2 separate regions of the Homo sapiens genome follow, and region 1 is linked to region 2. A link is an interaction called in ENCODE POLR2A ChIA-PET data of the cell type or tissue named here. Cell type or tissue: GM12878. All regions are shown on one strand. Region 1 overlaps SRD5A1 (steroid 5 alpha-reductase 1). Region 2 overlaps TENT4A (terminal nucleotidyltransferase 4A).

Region 1 (4,000 bases), 88 kb before region 2:
CTGCAGTGAGCCATGATTGCCCCACTGCACTCTAGCCTGAGTGACAGAGCAAGACCCTGTCTTGAAAAAAAAAAAAAAAGAGTTCCTTATTATCCTCTTAAGGTCTGTAGGATATGTAGTGATGTCCCCTCTTTCAATGTGTTATACACTTATATTAAAAAGAAAATTCAAACAGAGAATAACATTTTGCATTCTCTTTATAATTTTCTAATTTCTTGTCCTTTTATTTTAACTCCTTAAACCTTTAGTAAAATGCACCTAAGCCAGTGTGGTACAACAGAACGTGATCTTTCTTTTTTTTTTTTTAATTATACTTTAAGTTTTAGGGTACATGTGCACATTGTGCAGGTTAGTTACATATGTATACATGTGCCATGCTGGTGTGCTGCACCCACTAACTCGTCATCTAGCATTAGGTATATCTCCCAATGCTATCCCTCCCCCCTCCCCCCCACCCCACAACAGTCCCCAGAGTGTGATGTTCCCCTTCCTGTGTCCATGTGATCTCATTGTTCAATTCCCACCTATGAGTGAGAATATGCGGTGTTTGGTTTTTTGTTCTTGTGATAGTTTACTGAGAATGAACATGATCTTTCAATTGCCCCGATTTACATTTAAGCTCAGCCACTCACTAGCTTGTGGCCTTGAGCAACTTACTTTACCACTCTGAGTCTTAATTTTATCCTCTATCAAATGTGGATAAGAGTGCCTCTGCCTGGTTAGCTGAGCTGGGGGCAAGGAGTTGCTGGGGGAATTGGGGGTGGGGCTAGCAGGTGAAAGTGCTCAGTGAATGGAAGCCATTGCAATGGTGATGGATGATGTGATGATGTGTTCCAAATCTTATTACTTAGACTAGGACTAGTTAATGGTTTTAGGATAGTGGAAATCTTGAGAGCCTCTTGAAGCCCCTAGTTTTCTCAAATTCAGTGTATTCTGTTTTATATTGCATGTAAGTAGAATCTGGAGTTTGTACACTGTGGTAAACATGATTGAAACGTGGTAATGCTTTATTGAAAAATCTGCTTTTTGGCTGGATACAGTGGCTCACGCCTATAATCCCAACATTTTGGGACAACAAGGCAGGAAGATCACTTGAGGTCGAAGTTTGAGACCAGCCTGAGCAACAGATTGAGACTTGGTCTCTACAAAATAATAATAATAATAATAATAAGTGTGGTGGCACATGCTTGTAGTCCCAGCTACTCGAGAGGCTGGGACAGGAAGATCGCTTAAGCCCTGGAGCTCAAGGCCGCAGTGAGCCATGATCAAGCCACTGTACTGCAGCCTGGGCAACACAGCAAGAACCTGTCTCAAAAAATAAAATTAAAATCAAAATCCACTTTTAGCTTAGATATAATAAATTAGTATAAATGTTACTGAGGATGACATTTGTACAAGAAAGTAAGATTTAAAACCCAAATCATTTAAGATAGGATTACAGAAATGATTATCTTTAATTTTTTAAAAAATTGTGCCTGTTTCTTGTTTCCTAAGGTGCTTAATTTACCCATTTCTGATGCGAGGAGGAAAGCCTATGCCACTGTTGGCGTGTACAATGGCGATTATGTTCTGTACCTGTAACGGCTATTTGCAAAGCAGATACTTGAGCCATTGTGCAGTGTATGCTGATGACTGGGTAACAGATCCCCGTTTTCTAATAGGTGAGTGTCCACAGCAGTGAACTCCGCCTTGTTCACATCATTGCTTTTATATTGATGTCCCAGTGGTTTCTAATGAGAAAGTCCAAGCTTCCTGTGAGAACAAAGACAACAGAGAAAGCAGCAGCACCCCGGAGTCCCATGGGAGAGCCCAGCTGTCTCAGCACAGCTGGGGGCAGAGAGGTGACGCAGGTGCTGGGCACCTTCCCCCGCACGGGCAGGCACTGAAGCACAGGTGCCTGGTCAGGCCAAGAACCCAAAAATAGCAGTGGGCTGTAGCAGAATGAGCAGGGACTAAAGATTGAGACCCTTTGGCCACTCATTGACCACATAATCTCCTGCGGTTCCTTCCATGACATGAGGAAAACCCAGACTGGGTTAGCTTCCTACAGTGCAGCTTCTGTGATTCTATGAACTTGAATCAACTTTTAGGTCTATGAAGTTGTTGAATTTTTTTATTTGTATCAGTTAATGTGAATTAATGTACATTTTCAACCTCTAATTATAACTTTTTAAGTTCTAAGCAAAAATGAAAATAAAACAGCCATCAAAAATATTTGCAAGAGCATTAAAAATTAACACTCTGGCTGGGTGCAGTGGCTCACACTGTAATCCTAGCACTTTGGGAGGCTGAGGTGGGCAGATGACTTGAATCCAGGAGTTCAAGACCAGCCTGGGCAACATGGCGAAACTCCAGCTCTACAAAAAATACAAAAACGTAGCTGGGCATGGTGACACGCACCATGGTCCCAGCTTACTCAGAGGCACTGAGGTGGGAGGATCACCTGAGGCCAGGAGATCAAGGCTGCAGTAAGCCATGATTGTGCCACTGCGTTCCAGCCTGGGTGACAGAGTGAGACTCTGTCTCAAAAAAAAAAAAAAAAAAAACTCAGGGATCTTATATATAAGAAAGGTTCTTCTATATATTTGTTTAGTCTATCCTAGCATTTAGATATTAAACCATACTGAGGTGTTGCTTACAATGGTAGCATGCTAAAAGTCTGAAGTCAGTCTGTCAGATTTGCAAACTACCCTGCAGTGCTTCACCTTAAGCTACATAAAGTGACCTTACATTGCATTGTGCTTTTTCTCCATGTGTATTAATTTATAATCATAGAAATAAACTAACACTTGGATAGTACTTTGTTGCTGAGAGATCCCTTTCACATTTCTCAGCCATGTTTTTTGTTGGTGAATTAGAATTTTATTCCAAGGTTTCATCATACCTGAGGATCGTTACAGTGAGACACCTGTCCCTCCTCTACAAAAGGAGGGTTGGCTGAGAAGGCGTTTCAAGATCCTTTTCTAGCTCCAGAGTCTGTGCCTCCATGAAATGCTAGACTAAATTCTTTGGTACTAAACTGTTGTACACTACCCCCAAATATCTTCTTGGTTTACCTGCTTTTTGACTACTTTATTTTCTTCTGCCCTACCTGTCAAGAGGAAGAACAGGCTTTTGAGTTCCTGTGCAGATCACACGATTTATGCCTCCCCATGTTCTCTGAGGCAGAAAGGATGTCCCTAAGATGTGAAAGGTCAGAAGAGTTACACAGCTGGCCCAAGACATCTAGACGCAGTGAATGGCAGAGCGGTGATTTCCACCACCTCACCAAGCTGAGCTTCCGCAAGTGGTAACAAGGAATAAGAGGAAGGGGAATTTCTTTCTTTTTTTCTTTTTAACTAAAGATACAGATTTTAAATGTTTGCCAGAGAGTCTCATGGGACTCACCTCTATGGTGAACAACAACAGAAGAACCCTCCTGTTTAAAGTAGCTCCGCAGATGGTTCGCATCACGTAGAGGTGACTGTGAAGCTGGTCAGAGATTCCAAACACCAATCAATTGTAGACAGACCTCTTGACTTCTCTACAATTAAACAGAAGGATTTGAAAAGGAAAAAATATGCCAAGTGGAAGACAATCTAGGTTACCTTTTGTGTGTTATATTTATTGCCTAGAGTTTATTGTTTTTGTGAGGAAACAGACGTGAAATTACATAAATAAGTAATTATGCCTACTGTAGTTACCATGAAGTAATAAGCAAATAATAATAATATATTTTTTTTTTTGAGATGGAGTTTCTCTATCGCCCAGGCTGGAGTGCAGAGGTGCAATCTCGGCTCACTGCAACCTCTGCCTCCTGAGTTCAAGAGATTCTCCTGCCTCAGCCTCCCGAGTAGCTGGGACTATAGGTGCATGCCACTATGCCCAACTAATTTTTTTTATTTTTTTTAGTAAAGACAGGGTTTCATCATGTTGGCCAGACTGGTCTTGGACTCCTGACCTCAGGTGATTCACCCGCCTCAGCCTCCCAAAGTGGTGGGATTACAGGTGTGAGCCACCA
Region 2 (4,000 bases):
AAGGGAATTTTCTGGTTGATTGTTATACGGTCCCCTCCATCAGTTTCCAAGGTAGTTTTATTTTTTACCCAAGGGTATAGTGAGGGCTTTCTTTTAGTAAGAAATAATGGTAGTGTGACTGCTTGGTTTGTGGTATACATTTTAAGGCAACCACTCTTTCTTTCAGGTACAGATATTTGGCAGCTTTAGTACAGGTCTTTATCTTCCAACTAGGTGAGTACCAGACTGCATGGCATGGGCTAGTGGGGGGCTGGGATGGTGTCTATGCAATATTAAGGGCTACAAATAGATTCTTTGTAATTGAGTCTAAGGCGAGAAATGCCAGCTAAAGGAAAAGACTGTGGTTACAGAGGGAAATTGGCAGAAAGATTTAATTTAGTGTTATGATGAATTCATTGCTTTGCATTTTTCCTCTCACACTTAATTTGTTGGGGTGCAAAAATGCTTCATGCTGGAAATATGAAGAAGACAGGTGGGAGGACTGTGGGAAGTAAACGCAATAGAAGACATTCTGCTGATATTTTAGGACATGTGTTTGAAAAATTGATCTTATGTTTTGATGAAGATTCAAGCAAAATTCTCTTTAAATAGTATTTTCTAAGTATTTTTACCTGATAGGAAAATGTCAAACAAGTTTGCATTCTAAAATACAAACTAGTATTTTCTCATTAAGGATTCTTGATAGCCAAATAAATTTCCTGTGCACTGTCTCATTAAAAGCTTACCTTCTATTAACCCACTGCTAGTTAGCATTTGGAGGCCGAAGAGGCTATAATCTCAGGATTTGGGGGTTGACATTAGCAGGGCCAGTGGGTAATTGAACAGGTTTGGGTATCCAGGAATCTCTGGGTCCGCAGGAGTGATCCAGCGTAGGCAGTGCCGGAGTAGGTGCTGGGAGAGCGGGGCCTCAGCCTGGTTTGGGGGCAGGCATTTTCATTTGAATCCCCTCACATACCTAGTGCTGTTGGGAGAATGATTTAACCTTCTTGCTTTCCATCTTATGCTACAAATATGGAAGTCTTCCCTTAAGTTCAGCGAGGACTTGCTGTAGTTCATGAACTGCACTTCACCTCCTTAGGGGCCATAGGCTAGTGGGATTGTGTCTTGGCCTTTGTGGGAGACACAGGCACATGTGCCTTGGTGCTTATCCTCCCCACACGAGTGTGTAGGCTGTGGCGAGGGGAGCAGTGGCTGACGTGCGTTTTCTTCTGTCAGCGACATAGACCTGGTGGTCTTCGGGAAATGGGAGCGTCCTCCTTTACAGCTGCTGGAGCAAGCCCTGCGGAAGCACAACGTGGCTGAGCCGTGTTCCATCAAAGTCCTTGACAAGGCTACGGTGAGTGCCTGGCTTTGGCCCCTCTGACCGGGCAGGAGCCTTGTCACATCCCAGGTGGTCACAGGATACGCCTGCGTCACGAGCTTGTGGTATTTTACACAGTTATTGGCTACAGTTTTGAAGATTAATCTGCTTCTGGTATAGACATGTGTTTTATGTTTTTGTTTCATAGTCGTGATCACCAACTGAGAACATGTTTAGTGACAGTCTGAACTTTTGGGACTTGTGAGCCCATTAAACTGTTCTTGGAATGAAAATATATGATTGTGTCTACTTGTGTTAGGATGAATAGGAAAGGAGAGTCATCTGAAACCGGACACTGACATTCAGGTGCTGCCCATTATGGAGAGTGTGGCTCAATGATTAAACCATGGTTTTTATGATTACCATTTGCTATGTTATGTTAAAGAGGAACAACTTAGCTGTTCCTTTCGTGGTTCCAAAAAATATACATATATGAAAAGCCTTTTATCTTTGGGGGAAGTTTGAAGATGAGACTGTTTCTGGTGTGTACTTGCTAAGGTTTATGTCAGTTCAAGATTATAAGCCCCCCAGGGACTATGAGGTACTTGCCTGTTGTATGACAGTTCTTAGCTCACCTGTGCGACCGGCTAGCATTTCATTTTTAAATTTGTGTGTCAACTTGTGTGTGATTCACATCCTTATAGTGTTTAGCAGAATGTAAGTTAAGGCAGGAGCTTCCTCCTGCCTGTGTGGTGATAGGGGAGGGGGCATTCACATGTTTCTCATTGTCAGGTGCTTTTGATTGAGGCTGGGGGCAAGTTTTAAAACATGATATATGCACTGAAAAGTGCACATGTACCAGGTGCACCTCTTGGTGAGAGTTAACGAAGTGCACATGCTCATGTCACTGTCATGTGGACCAGAGCGAGCAGGCAGCACCAGAGGTTCCCTCCAGGCCCAGGTTCCAGAAGGGGCTGTTGGCTCTTCTCATTAGCACGAGACAAGCCCTGGCCGGCCACTTTCTCAAATGCTTACGGGCCTTATTGCACTTAGCTCTCCCAGCCACTCTCATCAGCAGATGCTGTTGCTGTTCACATTTTACAGGTGAGGAAACTGAGATGCGGAGAGGTGAGGTCATTAGCCCAAGGTGGGTCAGCGGCATAGTCCAGGCCGCTGTTGTCTGCTGCTCCTCTGTGTGTGCCAAGGGGCAGCGGGGAGGTGGGTGGGAATCCTGACCAGGCGACCACCTTTGGAGTAGAGGAACTAAGGCGCGGCTGTCCTGAGGCCACACAGTAGGTTGAGCAGTTACAGTAACTGCTTAGTCCCAGTGACCTCGTTACTGTCGCATATTGGCTACTAAGTATCTTTTCCTCTGTTACCTGAGGGCCAGTGTAGACTGTAGGGAGAGCCTGGAGCCTGCCACTGCTCATTTCTGGGGAGCACTGTGCAGCCGGCCAGTCATGGGCACAAGAGACCCAGGGCGAGGGCTGAGTTTAAGGTGAAATCTTGTCTATTTGGAACAACAACCCAAAACTGTGTTACAGTGTTAACTCCTCACCTCCAGGATTTGGGGTTCCTGCCGTGAGTGAGTGTGTGCAAGAGTAGGGCAGGAGAGTGCCAGGAGTGATTGTGGGAAGGAGTCTATGAGATGGAAAGGAAGCTGCTTCCTAAACTGTGGGTGTCAGGGAGGCATAGCCATTGAGTGTTGGCTTCTTCCAAAGCAGTTTCTGATGAGTTCTTTGGGAAAGTATTTCTTTCTCTGCCTTCTTAAGAACATACTGGCCTCAGGGCTTACCCTGCCTGGTGGTCGCAGTGGTGTCCAGGTGACTCTGGCCCCACTGGCATGTCCTCACACGCTGAGTCCTTGGTTGGTTGCCCTCAAGTGTAGACATTAAAGCCCAGAATAGGTGTGTACTGAATGCACTGTCCCTACGTTGCCTATCACTGGCATTTGAACTTTTCGTTAGACACTGATTGTTTTGGTTAAAGGAATTCCTTTTTTTAATCCTTCAAGGCTGAAGGAAACAAAACATTGCCTTTTCTTCTGGAAGAATTCAGTTTTACTGGTGGGGTGGAGGGTGGGGCATGAGTGTGGTCTGGACAGTTGCTCAGGCAGATTTTGAATGCCATTCGGTGACAGTTCTTGTTGGTGAGAATATTTCTAAAATAGCCTTTTATTTGCTGAATTTTTTAGGGGAAAAATTTTTTTAGTAAAGTTGTCTTAAAGAGTGAAAACCCAAAGTAGAGAAACAATATCAGTATAACATACAATTTAAAAAATGGCTTCGAAGTTACATTAAATGATTTCAAAAATTCTGCCAAATAAAAGTCTGGGGCCAAGCACCTCTCTCCATCCCAGCACATAGGGTGGGCGTGGCAGAGACTAACTCCTGTTCCCTGTTGGCTCCCTCCCCTCACGTCTCTTTGATGCTTGGTCACCTCTGGTGCTGATCCAGGGCTACAGGGGCTGGGCAGAATGTGGGTCCTGCTGTGAGGGGCTGGGGCCTGGGAGTCGTCCTGGGTTCAGGGACTACTGATGCTGACAGTGTTCTCTGACCCCCTTTCATTACTAAGAAAAAACACCAAACCTCTGTACAGCTTTGGCAGCATTTTGATGCCTGGCTGTGGAGAGTCCTGCATGTTAAAGCAGTTTTTAAAATGAAATCTTTACAGGTACCAATAATAAAGCTCACAGATCAG

What was found. ChIA-PET counts read pairs that join two places held together with the same protein. Peaks named below come from ENCODE experiments on the same cell type or tissue, not always from the same donor. Only the 100,000 strongest peaks of a DNase experiment are listed, where the experiment ranks them.
Region 1: POLR2A ChIA-PET joins it to region 2 with 7 read pairs; 4 of 35 experiments call an interaction of 5 or more read pairs at or near these places.

Annotation. Positions count from the first base shown.
Region 1 is chr5:6,650,348-6,654,347 of GRCh38, forward strand. It overlaps SRD5A1 (steroid 5 alpha-reductase 1), which reads left to right. Exons shown (of 5, transcript NM_001047.4): 2 at 1,495-1,661. Among named protein-coding and RNA genes, the nearest start is that of SRD5A1, 19 kb to the left of the region's middle. In GM12878, no CTCF peak of the experiment used is centred here; a DNase peak (open chromatin) is centred at 1,864.
Region 2 is chr5:6,738,517-6,742,516 of GRCh38, forward strand. TENT4A (terminal nucleotidyltransferase 4A) reads left to right here. Exons shown (of 13, transcript NM_006999.6): 3 at 167-213; 4 at 1,216-1,336; 5 at 3,974-4,000. Among named protein-coding and RNA genes, the nearest start is that of TENT4A, 27 kb to the left of the region's middle. In GM12878, no CTCF peak of the experiment used is centred here; no DNase peak of the experiment used is centred here; H3K4me3 peaks cover 81 bases; H3K27ac peaks cover 436 bases.